6 separate regions of the Homo sapiens genome follow, and all the other regions are linked to region 2. A link is a loop called in an ENCODE intact Hi-C map of the cell type or tissue named here. Cell type or tissue: natural killer cell. All regions are shown on one strand. Region 1 overlaps SLC1A7 (solute carrier family 1 member 7). Region 2 holds the start of LOC105378724 (a long non-coding RNA gene). Region 3 has its middle 18 kb from the start of NRDC. Region 4 overlaps SLC1A7 (solute carrier family 1 member 7). Region 5 holds the start of ZYG11A (zyg-11 family member A, cell cycle regulator). Region 6 overlaps SCP2 (sterol carrier protein 2).

What was found. Hi-C counts contacts between places; a loop is a spot of excess contacts. Peaks named below come from ENCODE experiments on the same cell type or tissue, not always from the same donor. Only the 100,000 strongest peaks of a DNase experiment are listed, where the experiment ranks them.
Region 1: it touches region 2 in a loop (10-fold over the local background); 6 of 110 quality-filtered maps call a loop at or near these places.
Region 3: it touches region 2 in a loop (14-fold over the local background); 4 of 110 quality-filtered maps call a loop at or near these places.
Region 4: it touches region 2 in a loop (4-fold over the local background); 8 of 110 quality-filtered maps call a loop at or near these places.
Region 5: it touches region 2 in a loop (4-fold over the local background); 12 of 110 quality-filtered maps call a loop at or near these places.
Region 6: it touches region 2 in a loop (10-fold over the local background); 31 of 110 quality-filtered maps call a loop at or near these places.

The regions. Positions count from the first base shown.
Region 1 is chr1:53,125,767-53,130,766 of GRCh38, forward strand. All of the region lies in intron 2 of SLC1A7 (solute carrier family 1 member 7), which reads right to left. Among named protein-coding and RNA genes, the nearest start is that of SLC1A7, 14 kb to the right of the region's middle. In natural killer cell, no CTCF peak of the experiment used is centred here; a DNase peak (open chromatin) is centred at 1,915; H3K27ac peaks cover 2,510 bases.
Region 2 is chr1:53,179,482-53,184,481 of GRCh38, forward strand. It overlaps LOC105378724 (a long non-coding RNA gene), which reads left to right and starts at 962. Exons shown (of 3, transcript XR_947347.2): 1 at 962-1,085. RefSeq lists an enhancer at 2,603-2,652. In natural killer cell, CTCF peaks have their summits at 2,722 (motif pointing left) and 2,929; a DNase peak (open chromatin) is centred at 2,710; H3K27ac peaks cover 542 bases.
Region 3 is chr1:51,894,673-51,899,672 of GRCh38, forward strand. No RefSeq gene overlaps it. Among named protein-coding and RNA genes, the nearest start is that of NRDC, 18 kb to the left of the region's middle. RefSeq lists an enhancer at 2,655-3,854. In natural killer cell, CTCF peaks have their summits at 2,340 (motif pointing right) and 2,566; a DNase peak (open chromatin) is centred at 2,359; H3K27me3 peaks cover 1,032 bases.
Region 4 is chr1:53,104,110-53,109,109 of GRCh38, forward strand. It overlaps SLC1A7 (solute carrier family 1 member 7), which reads right to left. Exons shown (of 11, transcript NM_006671.6): 4 at 1,623-1,665. Among named protein-coding and RNA genes, the nearest start is that of SLC1A7, 36 kb to the right of the region's middle. RefSeq lists enhancers at 1,338-1,839, 1,840-2,339 and a silencer at 1,735-1,942. In natural killer cell, no CTCF peak of the experiment used is centred here; a DNase peak (open chromatin) is centred at 2,562; H3K27ac peaks cover 1,504 bases.
Region 5 is chr1:52,839,785-52,844,784 of GRCh38, forward strand. It overlaps ZYG11A (zyg-11 family member A, cell cycle regulator), which reads left to right and starts at 2,976. Exons shown (of 14, transcript NM_001004339.3): 1 at 2,976-3,189. The coding sequence starts at 3,100. RefSeq lists a silencer at 2,726-3,055 and an enhancer at 3,557-4,150. In natural killer cell, no CTCF peak of the experiment used is centred here; DNase peaks (open chromatin) are centred at 2,977 and 3,357; H3K4me3 peaks cover 398 bases; H3K27me3 peaks cover 1,866 bases.
Region 6 is chr1:53,012,296-53,017,295 of GRCh38, forward strand. It overlaps SCP2 (sterol carrier protein 2), which reads left to right. Exons shown (of 16, transcript NM_002979.5): 12 at 2,595-2,748. Among named protein-coding and RNA genes, the nearest start is that of PODN, 47 kb to the right of the region's middle. RefSeq lists an enhancer at 2,516-2,605. In natural killer cell, no CTCF peak of the experiment used is centred here; a DNase peak (open chromatin) is centred at 2,636; H3K4me3 peaks cover 1,357 bases; H3K27ac peaks cover 678 bases.

The sequences.
Region 1 (5,000 bases), 54 kb before region 2:
ACCTGCGTTCCACAGGGCCACCCCGTGGAGGGAACCAGAGCAGCAGGGCTGGTGGCAGGACCCCATGTTCCAGCTCTGTTTACACCAGAAGCTTCCACTGAATGAAATAAGCTGACTGTGGCCACGGGGTGGAGGCCTCCAGAGGGACACACTGGGCTTCCTGCTAGTACAGGGGAGTAGGACCATATTCAGTGTATTCAGTTTCAAGTCAGTAAAGCAAAAACAAAGTGTAATTAATTTTGCCTTTGAAAATCTCTTAAGTTGCCCATAGAGTCCAGGAGGTATAGTTTTGTGTAAGTTCATTCAAGACAGTTTCCCTTCCAGCCTTGGAGTGGGTTGCTGTTTCTTTAAGCAAACACCAGATGAGAGCATCAGCATACACTCAGAGGCCGTGATCTAAAACACCCACCCCTCTGCAGGCCCTAGAAACTCTCTGGCTTCAGGGAGGTGCTCACTGTTCAGGAGGTGCCTGGGCACAGCGGCTGGTGGAGGCAATTCAGGCCCTCCTCTCTCGTGGCCCTCACCTGGGGAAGAGCCCTTGGAAGGAGGAGTCTCCTGTCTCATTTAAATGATTTTCTCCCTTTTTCAGAGCACATGTAATTGAATTCACTTAAGTTAAATGCACATATGATGGGACTCCACTATAAGGCGGGGGTGGTGGGAGGGCTGAAATAAACTGAAAACCGCAAACCTGGAGTTACGCCGGGTTATACAGTTAAATAACTAAATGTACCCACCAGCAAGCAGATTTCACCAGTGGGTTCCCTGCATGGTAAGCCCACAGAGAGGCTCTGGCCAGAGCCTGCATATGACTGTCCTTGCTGGCAAGTGTCTTGATCTCTGGGAATGAATAAATCAGTATGTGGCATATTTGATTGCCCCTTGCTAGCATCGGGGGACAGGCCCAACCAGCTCTGGGGCCCAGACAGTTGGGCTTCTGATCCCATCAGCCAAGGACCTCACCTCACATCTGGTGAATTCACCAGTAAGAATAAGAACAAACCTTGTAGAGAAGAAATCACAGTGGCAGAATTAGCAATGTGGAGTGAGAGGATGGTTTCTTCTCTGTTATCCAAAATGTTTGTAATTTGCTTATCTAATTTTTTTTTTTTATGAGATAAGGTCTTGCTTTGTTGCCCAGGCTGGAGTGCAATGGCATGAACATGGCTCACTGCAGGCTCAACCTTCTGGGCTCAAGCGATCCTCCCACCTCAGCCTCCCAAGTAGCCAGGACTACAGGTGCCCACCATCATGCCTGGCTAATTTTAAAAGTTTTTTTTTTTTTTTTTTTGTAGAGATGGGGTCTCACTATGTTGCCAGGGCTTTATCTAATTTTTTAAAATATGAAAACATCTTTAAAGTTCAGCTCCTAACTGTCCTCCAGGGCCCATACAAATGCTGATGGTGAGACTTTCCCTGAACTCTGCTGCCGCTGCCCTCTGCTGCTTCTTATTCATTGAAAATGTATTGATCAGGCACAGGCAGTAGCAGGCCCTGTATGGGGCAGTGAGAAATCAGATGAAAGGGGGAGAGTTATATTCTTCAGAATTATTTTTACAGTAAGGGAGCAGTCCTTATTCAGAAGAAAGTTCTTGATGAACTACTTGGACAGAAGCTGAGCAGTGGCTCCACTCAACCCAAGCCGGCTCCAGGGAGAGAGGTGAGCAGAAGTGACTTCTGAAAGACATCCAGCTGCTCTGGGGACAGAGGAAGAGAGAAGGAAGGTTCCAGGAGAGAGAAGGAGGTGGACAGGCCCTCAGGCCACCCCGATGACCCAAGCCCTGGTATATCCTCCTCCCGCAGTGTGGCAGTGCCTGTGACTTCTATGAGAACACAACAAGGTGGTGGGATGTCTCCCTGTGGTTATGTGGTAGAAGACTTTGACTCAGAAGACTGGTGAGGACCGGGCTTCCTGCTGGCCTTGATGACCTACAGTGCTATGCTGTGAGCTGCCTGTGGAGACAGCTGGGTGGGGAGCTGCAGGCAGCCTCTAGAACCTGAGTGGCTCCACTGCACAGCTGTCAATGCTGGGCCCTCAGGCAGCAGCCATGGGGAATCACTTCTGTCCATGCCTGAGGGAGCATGGAGGCGGATTCTCCCTGGTTGGGCCTCCGGATGAGAACAGAGCCCAGCGGACACCTGGATTGCAGCCTAAGACTCTGAGCAGAGGACTCAGCCAAGCCCGCCCAGACTGCTGGCCCAGGGACTGAGGCAACCATGAAGTGTGTTTATGTCACTAAGTTTGTGATAATTTGTTACACGGCAATGATAACGAATACACACAGACACACACACAGAGAACCAGGAGATAACTGAAGGCACTACTTGAAGCAAGGAATGCTGGTGTGAATGGGAAGCTGATGAAGGCTGCTTGGTTGTAGGAGTGAAGGGCATAGAAAAGCAAGAGGCAGTAAGAATAGGAATTGGGCAGGGTGCGGTGACTCACACCTGTAATCCCAGCACTTTGAGAGGCCAAGGCAGGAGGATGCCTCGAGCCCAGGAATTCAAGGCCAGCCTTGGCAACATAGTGAGAGCCCCATGTCTACCCAAAATTTAAAAAATTAGCTGGGCATGGTGGCGTGTGCCTGTAGTCCCAGCTAATTGGGAGGCTAAGTCGGGAGGATCGATTGAGCCCTGGAGTTGAAAGTTACAGTGAGCTGTGGTCATGCCACTGCACTCCAGCCTGAGGGACAGAGTAAGACCCTGTCTCAATTAAAAACAAAAAAGAATAGGAATTCATGACAGATAAGGAGGCTCTGACTGTCATGGCGCAAGGAATGGCTCTGGGTGCCAGGTGAGTGCATCATGGAGAAGTGGGCAGGACCTGGCCAGGGCCCCTGCGGAGGCCCTGTGGATGTGCAGGTGTGCACGACTCAGGTGAAGCAGGGCATGCTGCATGGTCTGTACCAGTGTTGAGGGAGCACCCGGGTGTGCCTCAGTCAAGGGTGGCTTTCCAGGGCAGGGGACAGGTGAGCTGCAGGTGCTAATTAGAACCATGAAGATGGAAGAAGCCATCCAAGGGGCTTCCTGCTGAGAGCAGTGACAGAGGTGGCCACGGGCTGGGGGAGCATTCATGACACATCTGAGGAGCCTGGTGATGCTTTAATAAGTTAGAAAAACATGGGACATCTGCCAGGCATGGTGGCTCACGCATGTAATCCTAGCACTTTGGGAGGCCAAGGTGGGCGGATCACCTGAGGTCAGGAGTTCGAGACCAGCCTGGCCAACATGGTGAAACCCCGTCTCTACTAAGAATTCAAAAATTTGCTGGTCATGGTGGCGGGTGCCTGTAATCCCAGCTACTTGGGAGGCTGAGGCAGGAGAATTGCTTGAACCCGGGAGGTGGAGATTGCAGTGAGCTGAGATCATGCCACTGCACTCCAGCCTGGGTGACAGAGTGAGACTATGTCTCAAAAAAGAAAAAAAAAAAGAAAAAAGAAAAACATGGGACATCCATAACGTACCAGGAGCCATGCTGGGTCTTCACGTACATTCTCTTACTTACTTTTCGTAATAACCTCGTGAAGGAGGTATTCTTCCCACTTTATAGATAAGGACACTGAGGCTCAGATGCTAAAAGGCTTGTTTACATTTGCACATCTAGAGGGTGACTCCAAAGCCCTGTTCCTGCCCTGTAGCCTTTGCAGATTTCAACCACCCCCGCCCATGCTTCCTGCTCCCCCGCCACATTGTGACAGATGAAGCCACCACTGGTCAAGCGTGGGCTGCACTCAGTTGGACTGAAGCACACATGTCTGAGGAGGGACTTGGGCCAGGGGCTGGGTTGGAGAAATTCTAGAAAAAAAAGAGCCCACAGCTGGAAGATGCCAGATTATGGGAAGAGTGACTGAACTCAGCTCCAACCCCGCTGGCCCCACTGCCCTCCCACTGGGCCTCCTTTCTCCAGAGCAAGGTGTGCCTGTGACCCCTCCATGGCAGCCCAGGGGCCTTTCAGCCCTCACGTCCACCCTTGCAGTCACCCACACTTCTTTACACCTCACCACCTCCCTTTGCTTGTTGTTTAGATCTCCAACTTCTGAACGAATCTGTCACGCTGAGTACCAGGCAGAGGTCAGTGTGAAAGACAAGGGGGTCAATGACCTGATCCCCTCCTGGGATCTCAGAAAAAAACAAAGATGCACACGACCCTGCCCACGGAGGGGGCCATGCCGCTGGCCCGACCCCTTGACAGTGGCTTTCTTGTTCAGTGAGATGAGTGGCTCTTCCGAATAGGGATACTAGTTGGTTTGCTCACATAGATGTCACTACTGGACTAAAAGATGCCTGTCCCCCATTGTGTGGCATGCCAGCTGCGACCGTGAGGTCACTGAGCTAACGACACTCAGCTCATGCAGGTCACACACAGCGTCAGCATTGGAGACAGATCATCATCCATTTTACCAACAAATGGGGAGGTGGAAGGACTTCCCACACAGAACCTTGAGCTAGGTCTTGAATACAGAGTGAGACTTTAAATTAAAAGAATTAAAAGAGGGCGTGCATGGCAGGGGCTGGGCAGGAGCAGGAGTGTGGAGATAGACCCTTGTGGCATGCTGTGGGACTAGTGGGTGACCAGCCTGGTTCCAGGGCTTGGCATGGGGAAAGGGTGGCTGTTTGTCCTGGAGAGGAGGTGGGAACAGATGTCATGGGAGCCAGGCTTCGAGGCCCAGACCTGCAGATGGTTGGAACTGGAAGCTGGTGAGCCCAAATGTAACCCCCTGCCCCCATCCCCCCACTCCCCCGCTACTGCCCTGTAGCCAGGACACACTGCAGAAAACCCTTGCCTTCCTGGGTCACAGCTTGGAGCCCCTGGGGATGGGAGCACCACAGCCTCCTGCTGGGCTCCTAAGCTGTGGAGCCAGAAGGTCTGACCCCAGGACAATCAAGAGATTTAAAATCCTCAGAATACTTTCGGAGCTCTGAAAGCAAACCTCTGCTTGGACCCTTTGGGGTTCTAGCTCAGTCAGCTCAGGGTCAGGCCTGACATCTGAATTTTTCAA
Region 2 (5,000 bases):
ATCATGAACAATGGGTTTTTGTTCTCTTTCTCAGGTGGTACTAGGTATCAGGAACTTGTAGCCATCTGGCGGTCTGCCGGTAGCCTGTAGGACTGCTTACAGGTAGGTGCTGATGCACAAGGGGGGCCTGCTTTGAAAGGAGCCCATGGGGCTTCACACCAGGGGACAAGTCAGTGTGGCCTCCTCACCTTCCTTATCCTGCCTCACCAATACATCTGAATCCAAGAGAGTGGAAGGCTGGTACCTCCTGTCTCACCTTCTGCTCTGACAATCCTCCCTCACACTCCTCTTCGGTTTACCCACTCACCCATGTGCATGTGTGCAATGGAGAAATAAATTAGGAGATTGTTTTAAAAATGCAATTTGGTAGCTAAAATCTTTCTGAATAGGGGGTCCATGGGAAAAAAGTGAAAAGGTTCTGAACCCTGGCAGAGGTGAAGCTCTAAGGAGCAAATCTCCTTGGGGTGGTTAATTTTACATGTCAACTTGACTGGGTCATGGGGTGTCCAGATAGTTGGCTTACTTCTGGGTGCATCTGTGAGGGTGCTTCTGGATGATGTTGGTGTTTGAATTGGTGGCTGAGTAAAGCAGACAGCCCTCTCCAGGGTGGGTGGCACCATCCAATCTGTCAGGGGCCTGAATAGAACAAACAGGCAGAGGAAGGCTGAGTTTGTCCTCTGCCTGGATGCCTGAGTTGCAACATTTGTCTTCTCCTGCTCTCAGACTGGGACCATAGGCTCCCCTGGTCCTTAGGCCTTCAGACTTGGACTGAACGACACCACTGACTTTCCCAGGTCTCCAGCTTGCAGATGGCAGGAAGAGGTTCTTCCCAGCCTCCACAGTCATGTAAGCCAATTCCTTACAATAAATGTCTTCATATCTACACATCCTATTGCTTATGTTTCTCTGGAGAAGCCTGACTAATACATTCCTGTTCTCCCTTTTCCAGGCCTGCCCAGCTGCTTTAGTGATTCCGGGTCAGAGTCTTGCAATCAGAAGCAACTCCCACCCTCAGCCCTCAAAATGGGCCATCTCAAATCTTACTAGCCAATGGCACTCCAAGGAGAGGGAGGAGCAGTGTCCCTGTAAGCTCCTTCCAGCCTTTATCATCCTTTGACTTGTCCCTAAAATATCCTATTCCCCAAAGATGGCAAGAGCGCCTCCCGAGAAGGAGGAGCAAGGGCATCTCCATGGAGCCCCGCTCTCTGAGCTCTGACTGAGGGTGGGGGAAGGAGAGAACTCTGGGTCTGGCTCACGGGGTGCCATGTGTCAGGCAGCAGGTCCTTGTGAAGTCTCCAGAGATGTGAGGAGTTGGTCGTAACAGCCCAGGGAAGGAGAGGTAGACGTGGCAAACGGGAGAGACAGGTCCCCAAAGGCTTTGCCGACTTCTTGCCAGCCTTGATCCACCAGAGCTATAATGGCCTTTCCTACTATTTCAGAAAAACCCAAAACTTTCCCCACAGAGTTCAAAATGGGATTGGCAAGGAGCTGAATACCATATTGGTTTTCTGAGATGAGCACAGTCAGCACACTAGCTCCGAGTCAGAAAGGGCAAGAGAGGAGGGCGAGACAATTCTCTAAGTGATGGGAACCTTCCCTGTCTGGGAGTTTGGCTCAGCTGTGAGCTGGGTTAATGTGGCTGCAGAAGGGAAGCATGGTTCATGTCCAGCCAGCAGGGACACTGTCCCAGAGCTGCGCTCAGCCCTCATAGACTGGCTCCATTTACCTCTCACGCAGCACCCCATGAGCTGAGGGCGGTTCTGTGGCCATGTTACACATAAGGAAATAGGATGCAGAGCTGATGACTTGCCCAAGATCACACTACTGGGGAGTGGTGGAATTAGAATTTGAACCCAGATTGCCTAGCCCATTAGCCTAACCACTAATCAAAGCAGCAGCTCAACTGTAGCCGAGTCATTAGGAATCTCCCAGCTTATGGCTGAGAAAGCAAGAAAAATGAATCTTTACCATGCAGGGCCGGAGTCAAAGTGCACGTCATTCAGTGCACGTTTCTTCTGAAGAATATTTCTTATGGAAATGCATTCTGCGGGGTCACAATGGCTCATGCCTGTAATCCCAGCACTTTGGGAGGCTGAGGTGGGCGGATCGCTTGAGCCCAGAAGTTTGAGACCAGCCTGGGCAAATTAAGGAGACCTTGTCTCTACAAAAAATTAAAAAATTAGCCCAGCATGGTGGCATGTGCCTGTGGACCTAGGTACGCAGGAGGCTGAGGTGGGAGGGTCACTTGAGCCTGGGAAGTCGAGGCTGCAGTGAGCCGTGATCGCACCACAGCACTCCAGCCTGGGTAACAGAGTCAGACCCCGTCCCCTCCCCTGACAAAAAAAAGAGATAAATATATTCTAGGGAAACATCAATCTATAACCATAATTCCTATATTCTCAGTATCATCTCTTATTTTTTGGGGGGCTGCCTGCTCATTGAACAGCAGAGCATGGCATGGGGTTTCATCACATCCAACATACAACCTCCCTTCCAACCTAACTGATTTTCCACAGTGTTTCTCAGCACTGTCATAGAACTACCGCTTATGGAATGTATGAATGACATTATTACAAGATATTTAAAGAGATTTAAAAGTATAAAACCTGAATAAAAGCCACCACAATCACTTGGTGTGTGCAAACAACACCCCGGTTCAGACATCACTGACAGGACGTGTCAGGGATTTCACCTTACCGGCTAAAGTGGCGCCACCGTGTGGCAAGAATGTAAACGCTATTTGCAATGGACTTGGATAGGCAGCTTCGAAATTACGTGAGCCTTAGTTCTTTTTATTTAATTGGTGAGAGTTGCATTATTCCAAAGTTGTAGGCATCAAGTCAGACTTTATTAGTATCGCGTGTCACACGATTTCTAATTCCTATCATTTAAATTGGGCCGATAGGGACCCCTCCATGCCGTGTGGTGAGTGCTGGGATTTGGGCATGTGCTGGGCATCTGGACATGACAGGGCCTAGAGGAGGAGGTAAAGTGTAGGGAGGCTCCCAGAGGAGGTGACCTGTGAGTCAGATTTTGAGAGTTTTCCAAAGGAACGCACGGAAGTGGACAGCAGAGAAAAGGGAGGACGATATTCCAGGCACAGAGAGCAGAGTAGAGAATGCCATAACATCACAGAAGGACATGAGGTATTGGTGAAAGGTTGGGTGTTTAGCTGTTGTTTTGATTGGTAGTTAGGCTCATGGACTAGGGAGTAAGACAGTCTGGGTTCAAATTCTATTCCATCACTTCCCAGTAGTGTGATCTTGGGCAAGTCATCAGCTCTGCATCTTATTTCCTTAAGTCTTGAGAGGGGAGTGGAGGTGGAGCTGGGGCTAGAGAGGAGGGTCAGGGCCGGGTGGAAAATGCCATACGGTGCCATGAGAAGGAGCCTTTCTCCTGCAGGAGTGGAGGTCACTGAAGGACAGGCAGGTCTGTGTTTAGACAGATTACCAGTAGCAGGGTGGATGTTGGACTAGAAGAGAGAAGAAACCACAAACAGGGGAACTAGTTAGCAGACTGTTGAAGAAGTCTCCCATCCCTTCATGAATTCTACAAATACTGAATGCCCACACTGTGCCAGCGACTGTTCTGGGCATTAGAGATCTATAAGACAACAAAATAAAGACTGTTGCCCTCTGGGAGCCTACACCTTACTAGGGGGAGACAGGCAACAAACACATAAATAATATGATATATAGTGTTTCAGATAATATGAAAAGCAATGGGAAAAAAATAAAGCAGGGAAGGAGGATAGAGAACGTGGGCAGGGTTGCAATTTTAGATAAGGGGATCAGCGAAGGCCCTGGTGAGAAAAGGATTAAAAGGCCTAAAGGGAGTGAGGGAGGAAAGCATTCCAGGTCCCAGGGAAAGCCTTCCAGGCAGAGAGAACAGCAAAGGCAGAGCCTGAGGTCAGAGCGTTCCTGGTGAGATCTTGGGAAAGCAAGGAGGCCAGTGTGGCTGGAGCAGAATCAAGGCAGGCAGGGTGGGGGCCAGGGGCAACATCAGAGACAGGGGAGGAGGCAAACTGTGTAGGGTGGGGTTGGCAAAGCTTATCTGTAAAGGGCCGGACAGTAAACATAATATTTCAGACTTTGTGCACCACGTGGTCTCTCTTGCAACTGCTGAACTCTGCCCTTGTAGTGTGAAAACAGCCACAGACCAAATGTAAAAGAATAAACATGGCTGTTTCAACAAAACTTTACTTACAAAAATGGGTGATGGGTCAGAATGGCCTGCACACCATAGTCTGTCAACCCTGATGTAGGACATTAGAGACACTGAAGGTCTTAGTTTTACTTGAATAAGATGGAGAGCTATCACAGGGTTTTGAGTAAAGAAGGAGCACAATGTAACTGATGTTGCATTTGGATCATTCTGGCTGCTGTGTGAGAATAGACTGCATGGGGGTCCGGGGTGGAAGTAGGGAGACCAACTCTATTATTTATTCTCTGAGTGACCTTGGGCAAGTCACACAGCCTCCCTGGCCTTCAGTTTCCTCTTTTGTAAACTGGGGTAATAGTGTAATGATACCTAGCTTATGGAGCGGTTGTGAAGGGTAAATGAATCAACATATGCAAAGCACAAGGGAAGTGCCTGGCACACAGTAAGCACTATATATGGTAGCCATTTTTATTAATGCAGTCATTTAGACAAGATACAGTGATGGCATGAACCAGGTTATGCTGGTAGAAGTAATAAAAAGTGATCTGATTCTGGACATATTTTGAAGGTAGAGCAAACAGAATTTTCAGATGATTTGTATACAGGGTGGAGAGAAAGAGAGAAATTAAGGAAGATTTTAACTTTTTTGTCTGAGTAACTGAAAAATGGAGTTGTTCTTTACCTAGAAGAGAAAAGCCGTGGGAAGAATGAGTTTTCAGGGGATCATGAAGAATTCAATGTTAGACAGTAGGATCTGTAAGCCTCATTCAGAGGAGAGCCCATTGAAAGTTAAGGAGATGAGAAAGAACCAACAAAGATAATGGAAATGAGGCAGACAG
Region 3 (5,000 bases), 1.3 Mb before region 2:
AATTAGTCCAACCATTGTGGAAGACAGTGTGGTGATTCCTCAAGGATCTAGAACCAGAAATACCATTTGACCCAGCAATCCCATTACTGGGTATGTACCCAAGGGATTATAAATCATTCTACTATAAAGATATGTGCACACTTATGTTTATTGCAGCACTATTTACAATAGCAAAGACTTGGAACCAATCCAAATGCCCATCAAAGATAGACTAGATAAAAAAAATTGTCACATATACACCATAGAATACTATGCAGCCATAAAAAAGGATGAGTTCATGTCCTTTGCAGGGACATGCATGAAGTTGGAAGCCATCATTCTCCGCAAACTAACACAGGAACAGAAAACCAAATACTGCATGTTTTCACTCGTTTGTGGGAGTTGAACAATGAGAACACATGGACACAGGGAGGGGAACACCACACTGGGGCCTGTCAGGGGGTGGGGAGCAAGGGGAGGGACAGCATTAGGACAAATACCGAATGCATGCGGGGCTTAAAACCTAGATGATGGTTAGATAAGTGCAGCGAACCACCATGGCATATGTATCCCTATGTAACAAACCTGCACGTTCAGCACATGTATCCCAGAACTTAAAAAAAAAAAAAAAAAAGCAGTGAGAGAGAATGTTGTATTCTATCTCAGCCCAGAATAAGCTGTCCTGAGGTCATCTATTCACTCCCCTGTGCTTCTGTTGTCTTCAGTTACAATGCAATTTTGATGATCCCAAAGTCACTGTTTTAAGAGGGCAAGTTTTGCATTAAATGCTTATTTACTGTTGCTCTGGTATATTTAGAAAACAGAGCAGCCTGTTGAGAAGTAAGCATCTATTCAAATCTCCCTTCTGATTTTAAACTTCAACCATCAGGAGCCACACAACCTACTCACACCACTCTGTGTGCGGACTTCCTTGTATCTGCCCTTTCTTTTCCCTCTTCCTGGAAGGTCCTCTCAACTCTCTCCCATCCCTAACACCCAGACATTTATACCTAGAGAATACTTCCTAGTCCTTTAGCCCTGTTTCTAAACTTTCTCCTGCTCTCCAGGTACAGACAGATACCTGTCTTCTTTCCTCCAGCACTTGGTGTTACCATTTATCTCACAACTCTCAAATTTTCTGTTTCATTGGCAGAAGGACAGAAAGTGTTTGCAGGCAAAAGGAGGACATCACACAAAAAAAGAAAGAAAATGCAAATTCAAGCAGTAGGAGCATACCATCACTAAATATATTTTGAATTTAATGGATTTAATATTAATATTCATTTCCATTAATCAAAAGTGATGAACCCCAGTGGTCCCTGACCTGGAATAATTTTTAACATTACAGGGCCAGTTTAGATCATGCACCATGATGCTGGTCTGTGGGAAAATGTGGGAAAAGTAAATCAGCCTAGTCAATCTCCTATAGCATCCAAGTCCCTCTGTCTCCCCAGCTCAAGCAATCCTCCCACATCAGCCTCCCGAGTAGCTGGGACTATAGATGTGTACCACCATCCTTGGCTAATTTTTGTATTTTTTGTAATGTCGGGGTTTCAACATGTTTCTCAGACTGGTCTTGAGTTCCTGAGCTCAAGTGATCCACCCACCTCAGCCTGCCAAGGTGCTGGGATTACAGGCGTGCGCCACTGTGCCCCACCTCATCCACGTCTTAATGTTGCTTTACTGTACTCTTCTCATTGTACATGTGTCTTGTTTGGACATTATGTTCTACAGTGTCACTCCTAAAGTAGGGGGTTTTGCAAGTCTTCAGATGAATTCTTTGGTAATATCAAGGAGCTACTGACAAGAAGTTGTGAGGAGTCATCACAAGTCAGCTTGAGAAGTTGCATGTTATTCATATAGTTGAGAAAGGAGCCCTGGGTTAAACTCACTGCTTAAGAGCCATATGACCTAGGGAAAATTAGGTTATTTCTCTAAGCCTCACCTTCTTCCAAAAAGGGATATTAATTCCCACTTAATAGAGTTGTTGTGAGAATTAAATAAAATGATTGATGTACAGGTGTGTTGTAAAGGAAAAGAAAAACATGTGTGATAGATGTGCACATGAGTGTATACACAGACACTTGTGAACGAAAACGAAGGCCTAGAAGATGCTGGGTTCAAATCCTGACTCTGCCACTTGTGTGATCTTATACCAGTCCTGAATTCTTGAAACTCTCTTAATCTTAATTTTCCTCATTATAAAATACATTTGTTATAAGATTATTGTGAGGATTAAATGTCATTATGTTCAAAGAGCACTTATTACAGAGCCTGGCCCAAAGTACAAGTTCAAGAGCTGTTGGCACAGCATAAAGATCTCGGCTCTTTTTAACCTAATTCACCCGTTGTGGCCGGAATAGGTGATTTCTTGATAAACCTCAAGGTGGAGCTAGAGACACAGAAGTGGGTGTCTTCTTCAACAAGAATGTTTGGTCTTAAGGGGGAAGAAGAAGCAGACTTTCCATCTTGATTTTGCCAGGACACATCCTATCTCCCTTTAAACCACCACCCATGTTCCTCCATTATGAGAGCCTTTGGGGTTTTTTGTTTGTTTGTTTGTTTGTTTGTTTTGGGTTTTGTTGTCAAAAAAAGAGTCAGACAAAGGAGCATTCAATAGATGTTGTTCTGGTTTTGGTTTTGTTTTGTTTTGAGACAGGGTCTCACTTTGTCGCCCATGCTGGAGTGCAGTGGCACGACCTCAGCTCACTGCAGCCTCTACCTCTGGGATTCAAGCCATCCTTCTGCCTAAGCCCCCCAAAGTAGCTAGGACCACAGGCATGTGCTACCACACCCAGCTAATTCTTGTATTTTTTGTAGAGACGGAGTGGGGGAAGTGGGGAGGTTCTGTGGGGGTCGGAGTTTGGGGGAGGTGGGTGGTTTCACCATGTTGGCCAGGCTCAAGCAATCTTCCCGCCTCGGCTTCTCAAAGTGCTAGGATTACAGGCATGAGCCACTGTGCCCAGCCTAGAAGTTCTTTAATATTGTGAATTCACTTCTACTTGGAGAAAATATGTTATCTGGTACATAGAAGATGACTATATAGTTTTGAAAAAACAAACCTTTATTACATTTTATTTTCTTCTCATCCTTCAGCCCACAGACCAAAAGCAGGTTTTGTCTACATTCCACTCATGTGACTGATTTCCTGTCTGTCAGAGCCCAGTCATCTTTCCAAAAGGAATACTTATCATAGCTCCCATATTTCTCATTGGGAAATATGGGAAATAGCTCCCATATTTCTCAATGTAAATAAGACTCCTAGAAGTCTATCTTAGCATCCCAAGATTCCAGGAATATAGATTAGGTTTCAGTGGTTTTCAAATGAGCCCTTTGAAGTTATATATTGATAAGCTCATTAAAAACTCAACTCATTACTTTCAGTACCGCCTTGTAGGCTAAGTACCTATCATATATAATTAGAACCTCATGAGAATAAAAAAAAATCCGCATAAAAGATGAAAATACTACCAAATATCAGCCTTAACATGCCACTACTTTCAGAACTTAGAAAATCATTGCTACTGGCCGGGTGTGATGGCTCATGCCTGTAATCCCAGCTACTCAGGAGGCTGAGGCAGGAGAATCACTTGAACCTGGGAGGCGGAGGTTGCAATGAGCAGAGATTGCACCACTGCACTCCAGCCTGGTGACAAGAGCGAGAATCCATCTAAAAAAAAAAAAGCATTGCCACAGAAACAGAGCTTAGATTCCCCCAAAATCTAGCTGGGTAAGAGAAACCCCTTCTATGTATAAATAAAGGATGAGTAAGAATTAGTTAAGTGAAGAAGAATGAAAGGGGAGAAGGATGATTCCAGGCAGAGTTCCAGGACATGAGAAAGGTCAAAGAAAGGAATGCTCTTGTAGGTTTGAAAGTAATTGCATATGGCTCAACCGGAAAGGTTGAGAGGAAAATGGCGAGAGTTAAAACTGGAGGGGTGAACTGGAGATAATTATTAAGCCCTGCATTTTATGTTAAGGAGTATAGACTTTATCCTGAGAGAGGGGGAGCTACCAACATGCATCAGATGAGGCAGAACAATATCATTTCCTGCTTTAGAAAGATCATTCATGACTGCAAGACAAAGAACGGAGGAGGGCAAGGCTAGGGGGAAGGTGTGCTAGATATTTTCTGTTTGCATCTCCAGATACAGTAAGTCTTCAATGTCATCGATAGATTCTTGGAAACCGTGACTAAGGGAAACAATATATAAAGAAATCAATTTAGCTGTAGGCTAATTGATATAAATAAGTTCCTATGGCATATTTCTGGTCACGAAACATCAAACATCTAAATAAAGACCCAAAACACTTCTAATATTAAACCTTGAAATATAATAAATGTGAGCTATACATACATTTAAGAAAGATTAATAAAAACAAGTATAAGATAATTATTTTCCCAATTATTCCAGGTCAGTGTTACAGGTCGCCAGAGCCTATCCCAGAAGCAGAGCACAAAGCGGGAACCAGTCCTGGACAGGACGACATTCCCTCACAGGGCACACTCTCCCACACGCCACACTCACTCAGACTGGGACCATTTAGACACACCAGTTCACCTAATGTGCACATTTTTGGGATGTGGGAGGAAATTGGAGTACCCAGAGAAAACCCACGCAGTCATGAGGAGAATGTGCAGACTTCACACACGGTGGCCTCTGCCAGGAATCTATTTTTTTCATCAACGTTATAATGAAACGTCGTTGAACATAATGACATTATTCGAAGACCTGCTGTACTCCCTCTACTTACCTGCTGCATATCCCAGAAGTTTGACCTATGTGGGCTCCTGCTGGACTCCTTTGCCCTCTGGCTTTTGGTTGAGTCCGGCATTGGGAGATAGCAGTAGGAGATCAGAGGTCATGGGGAAAGACAGGTCCAATAATTTATCCCCCACCTCCCTCCCTAGCGAGTCTTTGTGTGAGGACATTTCTCTCCACCAAAGGTCACTGCTCTTAGCAGACAGCATCTGCCACACAACTGCCCTCTTCAGATTCTGGTAATCAAATCACTCCCCC
Region 4 (5,000 bases), 75 kb before region 2:
TCCCTCAGGTACTGGGAGCCCAAAAAGGGAGCCTCCTCTCCCCTCAAACATCACTGCATCGATAAGGCCAACCACTCAGGAAACATATGAGACCTGAAGTCTCTGCTTCCTTTTCCTCCTCTGTAAAATGGGACCGTGATAGCATCTACTGCATGAAATGAAATGAGACGATGTATATAAAGTGCTTACAACAGTTCCTGGTACATGTTAAGCCCCATGGAAGCATTACTGCTACCATCATCGTCATCATCACGTTGAACACTCTGTGCTGGTTGCTGGAGATACACAAATGAACCTGACATGATTTCTGCCTTGCGGAGGGAGTGACTAATTGGCTGAAAGAGTTAGCTTCACAAAGAAGGGGACATTTGACTTGAGTCCTGAAGGATGGGTAGGAGTTTGCCAAAAGAGAAAGGGCATTCCAGAGAGTTACAGAGTAGAGCAACATTCTTTCTCTTTATCTCTCACACCCTCAATGATTCCCAATTACAATAGAAACTCCCTAGCCTAGCATTCAGTCCCCTTCACAATCTGGCTTATTTCATGGATGTCAGGAGAGACGCGGCGATATGCCAAAGCTTTCACAGCTCCCTATTCAGAAGCCTCCTCTCTATACCTCAGCCACTTCCTTTGTGTCCCCAGGCTCAACACAGGGCCCAGCCCAGGAAAGGGGTTCAGGAAACCCTTGCTGGATTAAGTCAACCAACCAGCTGACAGTTTAGAAAGGGAAAAAGAATTGGAAATTATTCAAAGGGCAGGCAAAGACTGAGCACAAGGACATTCACCACAATTTCGACGAAGGAAAAACTTTGAAAACAACCTAAGGGAACACTGAAAGGGGGAGTGGGAAATAAATTACAGCGCAGCCTTATCACAGGCCATTGTAGTACCACTAAACATTGTACTTTTAAGAAATATTTCATAACCGGGGAAAATGCTCAGGATATAATGGAAGTGAAAAAAAGCAAGATGAAAACTGTATATGCACTATGATTATAATATTATTTAAAAATAAGCAGAAGAAAAAAGACCAGAAATATATCCTCTGCTACCAGGGACTATGTACTAGAACTAGAGATGATTTTTGTTTTCTACTTTATATTGTTTGGTATTTTCCTAATTTTCTACAGTGAACATCATTATTATTCTTGTTAGGGGAAAAATGATTACTTTAAAAAGAAAGAGAAAACAGGCTAAGAAGATAGGCCTGGGTTTACCTACTGGCTTTGTCATTTACTAGTGGTATAACCTTGGGCAAATCATTGACTCCTCGGAGCCTCAGTTTCCTCTTCAGGAAGTGGGGCTCATCCTACCTCAGTGCCGAGTTACTGTGTGGATGGGCGAGATGGTGTATGTGGAAGCAGAGCAGGCACTCAGTGAAGGCTTCTCTCCACCCCCACACTTTTTCATCATGAAAACTGGAACCCAGGACAGGGATGTGGCCATGGGGGTCTCTAAGGATCTAGGTTCCCCAGCGTACCCTCCCCTCTAGCATCCCACCTCCAGCAGACAGCGTGACTGGCCAGCACACCTGTCACTTCCCAGCCATGCCACTAGCCCTGCTGCCTGCCCTCCTGCCTGCTGCCCCTTCCCTCCCCTCCACTGCCCAGAGACTCACTCACCTGTTTGAATGTGGCTTCTACTAGGTTGGCTGGGAACATGTTCCTAGGAAGAGAATCAGCAATTGAAAAATTCCAGAGCCCAGGACAGGAGGGCCCTGGGGGTTGTGGCCTTGGGGTCATCTGGACATCTCCTTTGGTGGTCGGGCCTTCCTCAGGCCAGCCTCCTCTGCAGTCTCACCCACTACATCATGGACACTCCACAGCGCCAGCACCTGCCGCCCCCAGACTGTGCCACATACTTTCCAGAGCCAGGCATTTGTCTACACTGTTCCCTCTGCCCGGAATGCCCTGCCTGCCTCTTGGTCTGGTGAACTACTCAAATCTACCACAGATCAAGCACCTCTTCCTCTGTCCAGCCCTCCCTGACTGCCCCACGAGACCCTGCGGCCCTTCTGTGTGTAGGTCGCTGCTGCTCCGCCACACCACCGTGCGGTCACTGGCTCACCTGTCTGCCTCCCCCATATAGTGGCCGCCTTGCAGGTGGGACTTGGTTGTTCATGTCCTATCTGTGGGGCCTAACACGGGACCTCGCACATAGGTGGGCTCATTATTCTTAGTAACATATTTTATTATAAAGCTAAAGGTGGAGGAGTCTTTCCTACTAGATAAAAAACGGTGGCTCACGCCTGTAATCCCAGCACTTTGGGAGGCCAAGGCGGGCGGATCACGAGGTCGGAGATCGAGTCCACGGTGAAACCCCGTCTCTACTAAAAATACAAAAAATTAGCTGGGCACGGTGGCGGGTGCCTGTAGTCCCAGCTACTCAGGAGGCTGAGGCAGGAGAATGGCGTGAACCCGGCGGAGCTTGCAGTGAGCCGAGATCGCGCCACTGCACCCCAGCCTGGGCGGCAGAGCAAGACACCGTCTCAAAAAAAAAAAAAAAGTAACTGTCAAACTGTGATACTGACACAGCAGTCGATGGAAAAGTCCATGTAAGCTGTAGCCTAGAAACAGAAACTAGCACCTCTAAGTGTTTCGTACTTGATAAAAGTTGTTTCACAAATCAGTGAGGAAACGAAGGATTCATTATAGAATGCTGTGCAGCTGACCAACGGTTTGGAAAAAATAGATGTTAGATGCTTACACCAAAATAAATTCCAAAAGGTTTAAAGAAATAAATAAGTCTTTGAAAAATGAAACCAGCTGGGCACAGTAGTTCATGCCTGTAATCCCAGCACTTTGGGAGGCCAAGGTGGGCACATCACCTGAGGTCAGGAGTTTGAGACCAGCCTGGCCAACATGGCGAAACCCCGTCTCTACTAAAAAATACAAAAATTAGCTGAGTGTGGTGGTGCTCGCCTGTAGTCCCAGCTACTCAGGAGGCTGAGGCTGCAGAATTGCTTGAACCCGGGAGGCGGAGGTTGCAGGGAGCTGAGATCGCACCACTGCACTCCAGCCTGGGGACAGAGTGAGACTCTGACTAAAAAAAAAAAAAAAAAAAAAAAAAAGGCAAAGAAACCATAAAAAGCTAGAAGAAATATAGGTTGAGATCTTATCATGTCTCAGTATAGGAAATGACTCTCTAAGAACAAAATGAGCAATAAATCAATAGATTTTACTACATGAAAATAAAGAAATCCCTAAGCGCAACATAGCATCCTGGATTGGATCCTGCAACAGAGAAAAAGGACATTCGTGGAAAAACTGATGGAATCCAAACGAGATCCGTAACTTAGTTAATAGTGTTGTACCAATTTAATTTCTCAGTTTTGACTAACGTACCCTAGTTATGTAAACCGCTAACATCAGGGGAGGCCAGGTGAAGGGTGTGTGGGATCTCTCTGTACTGTCTACAACTTTTCCGTAAACCTAAAACTATGCTAAAATGGAAAGCTGAATGCTTGAGAAGCTAAGACAGATTGCAATACAAATAAAACCACAAAGCAAGTGACGAGCTGGAGAGACTGCGTGACCAAGCACTACCATCCTAAATCTACTAAGAGCTTTTACAAATCTTGGCCTGGTTTCTACCTTCACTATCTCCTCTCATCAGAATATCAGCTCCCTGGAGGGCGGAAGCTCTGTGTTTGTTCACTGTTGTGTCTCCAGCCCCGGGAAGAGTTCCCGGCACATACCAAGCACTCAGTAAATATTTGCTGCGTAAACCAATAGACCACAAAAACCCGACAGGAAAACGATGGAAAGATACTACCAGGCAATTCGTGTTACAAAAGAAGAAAAGTCAGTGGCCAAAAATGCTTTTTAAAATGTTTAGTTTCATCAACAAATTCAAGATATTTCCACCTGTCAAACTGACAAAGTATTTTTCAAATGACAGTGCACAATGTGGGAGGTTTGGTGAGATGGGCACCCTCACATGGTCCTGGCAGCAACCTTTCTCTAAAAGCATTTGTATCTTTGTCTTCACAGTCCCCTTCTAGGAGTGTGTCTTGTGAGAAATGCCAACTCTGAGGTGAGCATCTGGTAAGAGGCTTCCGTTGCATGCCTGCTCTTCCTCCAACCTGCCGCCCCACACTCACACTGCCTCCACCTGGGTCGCCTCCCACTCACTCTTGTCCTCGGTAACCCTCTTCCCCTCTTTCAAGACTCAGTTTACACACACGGAGAACATTTGGAAGCTCGTAAGAAGCCAAATGGAACTTATACCTATATAGACATTTCTTTACAACTTCCTTTACAATTACAATCATTTTAAATGTGGGCCTTGGCAGGGACAGCTAGTTGCCTATGCAGTCTCCATTCTCCCGTCCTTCCTTAACAGAAGTCCTATTATGTTGTGGGGACCAAATGGGACCTGCCATCAAGCTCTGATTCTCTTGCTAATGGGGTGGCCATCGAGAGGTGAGTGGAAGTCGTTGGGTGGTGATTCCTGGAAAACTCTTAAGGAGGTGCCCATTCAGCCAGGACCCTTTGGTCCGTTCCTCCAACTTTCTTCTTTCTGCCTGGAACATGGGGATAATAGCTAGAGCTTGAGCAACCTTCATGGACCATGAGACTCAGATGAAAGCCAGGTGCTAAGCATGGCACGGCACACAGGAGGGCAGGGCCTGGGACCCTGGTGACTGCCAGCTGCCCACCTCCCACTTCTGGACTGTTCTTCAGGAACAAATGCAAACCTTACCTTACTTAAGCCTCTGCTGATCTGGCAGCCAAAAGCAAGTCCTGACTCGTGTGTGCTCATACTAATAACCAATGAATTTATCCTGCAGATTTTAATCAAGAATTATACCTTTGATTATTAAATGGGGAAATGTACATTTTCTTTTGGCTTTGAGCCTTCACGGGAAGACTTTTCTGCTTGTCCCATGAGGTCCGTGCTCCTGGTGGCAGCTACATAAAACACAGAACGTGCCTGGGGACGTTAATAGCCATGCCTATCAAATACCCACACACTCTGCCCTGTGCCTCCCTGCACGT
Region 5 (5,000 bases), 340 kb before region 2:
CTCCCAAGTAGCTGGGACTACAGGCGCCCGCCACTACGCCCGGCTAATTTTTTGTATTTTTAGTAGAGACGGGGTTTCACCGTTTTAGCCGGGATGGTCTCGATCTCCTGACCTCGTGATCCGCCCGCCTCGGCCTCCCAAAGTGCTGGGATTACAGGCGTGAGCCACCGCGCCCGGCCCTATTTTTTTATTTTTATTTATTTTTTAAGAAAGAGAGTCTCACTCTGTCGCCAGGCTGGAGTGCAGTGGCGTCATCTCGGCTCACTGCAACTTCCGCCTCCTGCGTTCAAGGAATTCTCCTGCCTCAGCCTCCCGAGCAGCTGGGACTACAGGCGCACACCACCATGCCCAGCTAATTTTTGTGTTTTTAGTAGAAACGGGGTTTCTCCATGTTGGTCAGGCTGGTCTCAAACCCCGACTTCAGGTGATTCACTTGCCTTGGCCTCCCAAAATGTTGGGATTACGGTGTGAGCCACTGCACCCAGCCACTTTTATTTACTTATTTTTACTTTTTGCAACAAAGTCTCGCTTTGTCACCGGGGCTGGAGTGCAATGGCGCAATCTAAATTTACTGCAACCTCTGCCTCCTGGGTTCAAGCAAATCTGGCTCAGCCTCCCAAGTAGCTGGGATTACAGGGATGCGCCACCATGCCCAGGTAATTTTTTTGTGTATTTTTAGTAGAGATTGGGTTTCACTATGTTGGCCAGGCTGGTCTTGAACTCCTGACTTCAGGCGATCCACCCATCTCGGCCTCCCATAGTGCTGGGATTACAGGCATGAGCCACCGTGCCTGGCCTCATGTGTTACGTTTTAAATTAATTGGTTTAATAATAAGAGCTTAAATAAAATATTTTGTCAGAAAAGTGAAAAACATAATGCCTTTTATTTAGTTCATGTGACTTGGGTAATCTTTGGGAAATAAAGATGGGTTTAAAGATTATTGATAAAATACAAATGTCTTCAAAATGTAAACATGTGGTCAAAATTATGTTCAAATATTAGGTTTGCTAAATGCTTTAAGGTCATAAACTGCTTCCTTGGCTTTTGAAAATTGTTTAACTTGCCTGTTTTCTAGCTCGGTAAGGCCTGGGACATATGCAGTTGGCCACACCTCTAGATATGCTGGAAATAGTCAAACCTTATGAGAACATAACTTACCAGGTTCTATATTAAAGTTAAAATTGCTGAAATTCACACTTCAGCTGTAATAGGAAATATCCTCTCCATTGGGCAAAAGCCGAGGAAATGACTGTAACTTTCCTTCATCCTCGTCATTTACATAGGGCATACCCCAAGTAGAGGGTATTTAAACTCCCAAAAATTCTGTAACGGGGTCTTTGAGCCCCAGTGCTCGGGCCCACTCCCACATTGTGGCATTGTGGAGTGTACTTTCATTTTCAATAAATCCCTTCATTCCTTCCTTGTTTGTGCGTTTTGTCCAATTCTTTGTTCAAGACACCAAGAACATGAACACCCTCCACCGTTAACAAAAGCATATTGGCGGGGGCACGGTGGCTCACGCCTGTAATCCCAACATTTTGAGACGCCGAGGCGTGCGGATCACCAGGTCAGGAGATCTAGACCATCCTGGCCAACATGGTGAAACGCTGTCTCTACTAAAAATACAAAAATTAGCCGGGTGTGGTGGCGCGCGCCTGGAGTCCCAGCTGCTTGGGAGGCTGAGGCAGGAGAATCACTTGAACCCAGGAGGCGGAGGTTGCTGTGAGCTGAGATCGCGTCACTGCACTCCAGCCTGGGCAACAGAGCGAGACTCCGTCTAAAAAAAAAAAAAAAAAAAAAGCATATTGATTGGACTTGCAGTAAGAAAACTCAATTTTGACTCCCAGGTTGGCCACTCATCAGCTGGCCAAAAAACGTGTTGTCTATTCAACCTGTCAGTTCTTCAGTTTCCCTGTGAGAAAAATGGGGATGATACCTACAGCACAGGATTTTTTTTCTTCTTGTAGTAAGTGGATTAAATAAAAGAATAAATAAATGAAAGAAAAGCATTAGGCAAAGTACTTAAAAATAATTTTAACATCTGAATCCAATCCACTTATCAAGGACTTACTATGTAAAAAGCATTGTGATGTGTTTTACATACATTATTTAATCCTTACATTAAGTCTGTGAGATAAAGCATTCTCATTCTATTTTACTGATGAGGAAGTTGAGCTTCAGAGACATCAAGAATCTTGCTCCAGGTTCTCAAACACTAGATGGCTGAGCGGGCATTCTAATTCAGGATTCAAACTCCAAGGCTCATGCTCTTGAGAACTTTCCTTTTCCAAGGTATTGCTTTCTCTTAAATTAGCTAATGTGTACTAACTTGTGGAGTTTCTTTCCTGGAGAAAGTTAGAAGGGTCTCTCGGGGTTTCTTTCTTGGAGCAGGTTATAAGGGTCTTCTCGAGTACTTTTTAAGTAACAAGAAAGCTAAATAGATTTTTTGGTAGATACTTGCCAATATTTTGTATTCGTTTTATATTTGATTTATCCAGATACTCTAAGGAGTTGAAACAGAGAGGACCGTTAGAGAGGTGCTGTTGCCAGATTTTCAGGGGCAAAGTCTTTGAAATATATATTTTAATGTATGAAAGCTTTAAAAAATATATACATATATAGAAATAATGAATATGTGTGTGTGTGTGTGTGTGTGTGTGTGTGTGTGTGTGTGTACATGTATATATATATACAGTATTCCCCAAACCTACACAGCCGGTCCTCGGGGAATATCCTCTCAAGCCCTGAGGTGCAGGGCTGGGAAGGAGTGGGTGAGCGGCTGGGTCGTGGCAGGTTGGTCTGGGGAGGCTGGGGAGGCTGGGGAGGCGGGAGGAGAACGGTTGGCCCCGGCAGCGGCGTGTCGGAGGGCGGATGGGGCTAGGAGGCCGCCCGGGGGGTGGGGTCTGCGGCGGGCCGGCCCCCGCGTGCGCGTCGCCTCGCCGGGCATTTCAAAAGCTCGCCGGCAGGGCGCGGCGCTAGCTCCGTGTGCCTCGCAGGCGTGGTGGGCGCGTCCTGGCAGCCGCCCGCTTGGTTCTCGCGGGATCCGGGCTCCGGCTCGACGCCGGCTCTCTTTTTGACGCCCCGCCGCCGGGGTTGCCATGGTTCATTTCTTGCACCCGGGCCACACGCCCCGGAACATCGTCCCTCCTGACGCTCAGAAGGATGCCCTGGGCTGCTGCGTGGTACAGGTGAGCACCGGGGTGCGGGCGGCGACGCGGACCTCGGCGCCACGTCCAGCTCCGGCGAGCGCGGCGAGTCTCCTGGGACGCTGCCGAGGCACTTGCTGGGGAGTGTGGCCCGCGCGGGGCTGCGGTCTAGATGCCGAGCCCCTTCCAGGCGCAGGCGTCGCTGCGGAGGTGCGTTGTCGGGGGAGGCGGCCTGGGCGCCGCGGAGCGGGGGGTGCTTTTCTGCGCCCGGCGAAGCGCGTGGAACTTGCGCCCTGAGGCAGCGCGGCGAGAGCCCAGTCCCAGAGACCGGGGCGAGCCTCCTCAGGATTCCTCGCCCCAGTGCGGGCTGCTGTGAGCTTAGACGTAGGTGCAGGGCATGGCACTCGGCTTGGCCCGTAGTGGACGGTGTTTTTGCAGTCATGAACCCAAACGCCGCAAACCTTGACCGTTTCCCCACCCGTGTTGTGGACGCAGCGCCCCGCGGAGGCGGTGACCCTTTGGCCGTTACCACCTGAGGCCTTTGGGCCCGGGGCCGGGCGAGTAGCTTAGTCCGGCTGGGGGAACTGGAACCCGAAGTCTGAGATTCTTTCAGTTCCGCGCGTCCGCCCCCGTCCCCGTCCCGTCCCCAGCCTTTGCCGAATGCCTGTTACTCTTAGCTCTGGACAAAATGCAAACCCAAAGAATGTGTGTTTAGCGCCTGCTGTGTGTTAAGTGTCGCCTTTCTTTTCTTTCTTTCTTTTTTTTTTTTTTTTTGAGACGGAGTCTCGCTCTGTCACCAGGCTGGAGTGCAGTGGCGCGATCTGGGCCCACTGCAACCTCCGCCTCCGGGGTTCAAGCGATTCTTCTGCCTCAGCCTCCCGAGTAGGTGGGACTACAGGCGCGTGCCACCATGCCCGACTCATTTTTTGTATTTTTAGTAGAGACGGGGTTTCACCATGTTGGCCAGGATGGTTTCGAACTCCAGACCTCGTGATCTACCCGCCTCGGCCTCCCAGAGTGCTGGGATTACAGGCGTCAGCCACCGTGCCCGGCCAAGTGTCGCCTTTCTAAAGCAGTCTGGTAACCCCTAGTCTTTTGTAGGCTTTGCTAGGCTCCATTTTACCGATGTAGGGAAGTTGGGAGCTCTGAAATTTAGTTGACTTGCTCGTGAACTTGAATTTCACCTCAGGTGTTCAGACCTCTGGCCCCACTTTGGAAAAAACCCGCCAAGGGCCACCCTTGGGGAACTCGAGGGATTGAGTGGTGAAGGCTCGACCCAAAATTTATGGAGAGAAGGAAATGTTCTGATTAAGGTTGTGCTTTACATATTAACGCCTTGTTGGAAGACTTTGTGCCCTGCAGTGATCTAGCCTGTAATCTTTTGAACTCATTTAGAAAAGTTATATAATTTGTGGATTTGTAATTAATGGAAAACTTGGATTTTTTACGTGTGTGCTAGCATCGTCTCAAGCACATTTTTTCCTGCTTGGAATCGAAACAAGATTTCTTTACAAAAGTACTCACACCCATTTTCTCTGTCTAGTTCTGGGTATATCTCATTTTCTTTGTTAAGGATTTTATTTATTTTTAATTAATTATTTTAATTACACAAATATTGCATGAATACTTTTTTCCCTATGAAACATACATACAATTATTTCCATTTATGTCATTTTAATCTTCTCTTAGCAATGTTTTGTAGTTTTTAATATAAAAGTCTTTTCACATTTTGTTAAATTTGTTCCTGTTCTTGATACTATTGTAAATACTTTTTTTTTTTGAGACGGAGTCTCCCAAAGTGCTGGGATTACAGGCATGAGCCACCGTGCCCGGCCAGCAAATATTTTTTAAAA
Region 6 (5,000 bases), 170 kb before region 2:
GCATTAGATCATATGCTTTTTGTCCAATCATATTTCTATAGGGCTGTTCCATACTTTGTTGAACTTAAGCATAAAATGGACAACTTCCCCTGTATCTTTGGGTCTTTATTCTGAATGCTCCTATGTATACATGTTAAATAAATTTGTATACCCTTTCTCTAATTAATCTGACTTTTACAAGTTGATTTTTCAGGAAACCTTCAGAGGGCCAAGGAGCATTTGCTCCCTTTGCCCCTCTCTACGTAACCATTCCCCAGTTACTTCACTTCTAGATTATCTAGTTTTTCACTGTTATAACAGTATGATGAACAGATAGCTTTGTGTGTAAAACTTTCCCTACATTTGATTATTTCCATGGAATGGTTTTGAAGGCATTTTAAAGACTCTTCATAACTTTGTACATTGCTTTCCAAAAAGGTTGTCCTGGTTTAAACTTTGACCAGTTCTGTATAGAGGTGGCTATCTTGCCATAGTTTCCCCTGCATTGATTATTCCCATTTTTACATATTCTTACCAATTTGATTGGTGTAAAATGGTATCTATTTGATTTTTATCAATGGTGAGATTGAGTATTTTCTCAAATAGTTGTAAATTGCATCTGTTCTTTTGTGAAGACAACTAGCAGCGTATCTAAGACCAGTTTGAATATTTTTTGTCTTTTTTGTCTTACATATTCATTTATAAAGGCAGATTTCCAGTAAAACTGATTGCCCCCAAGTTTGGGTATAATAGAGTCATTTCACTTTGACCTTCCTCATTAATTTCTAAATTGTTCACAATTCAAAAAGTTATTACCAGTTGTGGAGCTACCTTTTTTTTTTTTTTTTTTTTTTTGAGACAGGGTCTCCCCCTATAATCTTGCCCTGCTGGAGTGCAGTGGCATGATTATAACTCACTGCAGCCTTGACTTCCTGGGCTCAGGCCATCCTCCTTCCTCAGCCTCTTGAGTAGCTAGGGCTACAGACATGTGTCCCCATGCCTGGCTGATTTAAAAAAATTTTATTTTTAGGCCGGGTGCGGTGGCTCATGCCTGTAATCCCAGCACTTGGGGAGGCCAAGGTGGGCAGATCACGAGGTCAGGAGTTCAAGACCAGCCTGGCGAATATAGTGAAACCCCGTCTCTACTAAAAAAAAAAAAAAAAAAAAAAAAATAGCTGGGAGTGGTGGCGCATGCCTGGAGTCCCAGCTACTTGGGAGGCTGAGGCAGGAGAATCGCTGGAACCTGGGAGGTGGAGGTTGCAGTGAGCCAAGATCGTGCCACTGCACTCTATCCTGGGCAACAGAGCAAGACTCTGTCTCAAACATAATAAATAAAATAAATTTATTTTTAGTAGAGATGAGGTCTTGCTATGTTGTCCACACTGGGAGCTACCTATTTTTAAATAGTGTTTAAGATACATGGTCTGTAAATATATAGACACTGCTTAGAAATGAAAAGCAGCAGTTAAATTTCTTGGGGAAGTTGGGGTTTATACAGGAAATTGTCACAGGTACTCAGGAATTGGAAGTTGTGGCTGGGGATGTGTATGGAAGAATAGGCACTGTAAGTAGTAGACCTGCAGACCAGTCTGCCCTGATAGAACATTCTTTTTTTTTTTTTTTTTTTTTTTTTTTTTTTGAGACGGAGTCTTGCTCTGTCGCCCAGGCTGGAGTGCAGTGGCCCGATCTCAGCTCACTGCAAGCTCTGCCTCCCGGGTTCACGCCATTCTCCTGCCTCAGCCTCCCTAGTAGCTGGGACTAGAGGCGCCTGCCACCACGCCCGGCTAATTTTTTTTTTTTTTTTGTATTTTTAGTAGAGACGGGGTTTCACCGTGTTAGCCAGGATGGTCTTGATCTCCTGACCTCGTGATCTGCCCTCCTCGGCCTCCCAAAGTGCTGGGATTACAGGCGTGAGCCACCGCGCCCGGCCCTGATAGAACATTCTTAACCCAGCTCTCCTTCAATAGCTGGTCCGATAGAAAGGCAAACAAATATACATCTGGAGTCATGGGTTCTAACCTTACCTCTGAAATTAGCCTGCTTTGTAACCATTCACAGATTAACCTTTCTGTTTCTCAGTGTTTACATCAGTAAGTTCCTTTCAGCTCTAAACATCTTTGATTTTATTATTCAGGGGACAGAATGTTATCCTTTTGAATCCAGAACCTTTCTTGTGAATATCTGTGAATAGGTCTGGAAAACAACTCATTGTTGTTGGGAACTACTTGGAGGAAAATAATAGGAAAAATTTCCCATACCAGCTAAACTTTTAGGGAATGTGAACTTCCAAATCCTTGTTTATTTTCTTTTAATACATTAAAAATGGTAAAATTAAATTATTTTTATGCCATTTTCCCTGGACTAGAGAATTGTAGATTCGGTGTTTTCTCTTTCAACATGCCAGAAAACGACAGGTTAAGTTGAAAGAGTGCAGGAAAGAAATTTAGAGAGAAAATAACTAGCTGCAAAACCCTTCGGTGTTTTAAGAGAAGTTACTATTTACACAAACGTGGCCTCGGCTTAATCAAATGCTTTAATTTAAAGTCACAAACATCCCTTTTCTGGCTTGAGAAAGCTGGTGGAAGCAGCTCAGTGCTCTGTGTTCGATTTGTTAGGTCTTGCTCAGTGTGCAGAACTCTGCTGGCAGCTGAGAGGGGAAGCCGGAAAGAGGCAAGTTCCTGGTGCAAAGGTGGCTCTGCAGCATAATTTAGGCATTGGAGGAGCTGTGGTTGTAACACTCTACAAGATGGGTTTTCCGGAAGCCGCCAGGTGAGTGACATTCAGAGTTTTGTGTGTCAGTTAATCCTTCTGACTTTTCACAGTTGATGATGTTTTACATGTAAAAATTTCTTATTTTATTGTCTTAGTATTTAAGGAAAAGTATCTCATTACATTGTTTTAAGAACATGGCTTTAAAAGTGGCCATCAGGTTTTAAATTTAACCAACTTTAGGTGAATTCTGTTGAAAAAGGACCCAGGATAGTCACGAGAGTACTGAACTAGAAGCCTGAGCTAGCTGGGTATGGGTCTCGGCCCTAGCAACCTAAGTTATTTAGGCAGGTCTCCTCATGGCCTTCCAGGCTTCTGAGGTGGTTTAGGGAGTCACTAAATGTGCTGATTGGATCTTTGCAAATTTGTATTTCCGAGTCCAGCTAATAAGCCCTCGTTGATGCTAGAATTCTTTTTGTCTCTTGCTGACTTTCTTCCTCTCCTTCAACTGCCCATGCTCCTCAATTTGCAGGCACTTTCTTTCGCATCCCACTCAGGATCCCTCAACTCCCTTGCTTATCTCTCAAAGAAATGTTCCTCCCCAGAGGAAAAAAGCGCCCCTCCTGTCAAAGGCTCAGCTTTCCTTGTTCCATGCTTTTGTTTCCAGTCACTTTCTGTAACTTGGTTATCTTTCCATTGACTCCTTTCCCTCTGTCAGCATACATGTTCAGGTCTTCCCTTAGATCTCTTTTTCTCCTTGCCTTAATTGTTGTTGTTCATGATGAGCCTTTTATGTTGAGCCACCTTTATTTTTCCAAGCCGGAATACCTCACAGTCTAATTTTTACCTCACCACTGAGGTCAGTGTCAGGTAAGGCCACCAGGATCTAAATGAAATTGAATAACTTTGTCTTTATTTTCCCTATTTACTCTCTTTAACCCGGCTGTAGCTTTTGACATTAATTGGCTCCCTTTTTTCTTTTGAAATTCTTGGTAATTATTTAATCATTTATTCACACTTTTTTGTTTCTCCAACAAAGGATATGAGACACACTTCTTTTTTTTTATTATTATACTTTAAGTTGTAGGGTTCATGTGCACAACCTGCAGGTTTGTTGCATATGTATACATGGAGACACACTTCTTTTATTGAGTCTATGTTATTCTTCTGTAAGCTCTTGGATCTCTTCTCTTGTCCTCTCCTCTTTCTCTGCCCAGAATATAATTTCTGTTGTAAAACTTATAATTTAAAGCCCGTCTCAAATACCATCTCTTTTTGAATATCCACAGCACTTTGTATGTTTTTGGGTACTATCTAGTTGGTTTGGTTGCACTGTATCCGGTTTTTAATTCCCTTTATTATATGAAATCCTTGAGGCCTAAGACTGTGACTTACATCTCTTGTTCCTGGAGTCTCTCATATGTTTATTGAATGGGAGTAAAAAGTATTGAATCTTAAGTTTTTGTGGGGTTTTTTTCTTTTTTGAGACAGAGTCTTGTATGGTCCTCTAAATATATGGGGAAGGCAACATACTTTTTTCAAAATGCTGTAGAAGCTCAGAGGAAGAAATTATTATGAAGAAAGTAAATTTGAACTGAGATGACTAGGATTGCCCAACAGAAGTATAGGGGAAGGGCATTCCAAGTCTGTACAATAGGTATAGAAATTTGAAAATACAAGGAGGTTTGACAAGTGGTTGTGCTGTGTGGGTACAGAGTAGATTATTTTGTGTGTGCCTGGGTAGAGGGACAAAGTGGGATTATGGTTTTGAAATGATTCAGATGCAATGCTCAGGAGTTTGGAATTTATCCTATAGAATATGGAAAGATATTCTTTAGCAAAAGATCATGTGACTATATTACACATTAGGTAGATCAGTCTGACATTACTTTGAGCTGGTGGTGGAGAGACCAGAGGCCAGGAATGCTTAGGAAGCTGTTGTAGGAGTGTGGAGGAGAAATGTTTAGTGTTGCAACACAGGCTGTGAACAATGAAGAGGAGAGGTCACATTTAAGGGCTGTGAACAACTACATTTAATTCACAATTAAACTTTAATTTAGACCAGTTTTGAACATGAATATCAACTTTGTATTATAACATCCTATTCATTTTACGTAAGAGAGGAGCTTTTGTGCTACAGACTGAGAATAGGTATGTATTCTATATTCTGTTAAATAAAACCCCCTTTTAAAGCCCAACTTTGTTTTGTATTTCTTTTTTTAAAATTAAGGTATAATTTACATACAGTAAAATTCATTCTTTGTATTATATTTCCACAAGTTTTGATAAACATACAGTCGTATTACTACCAC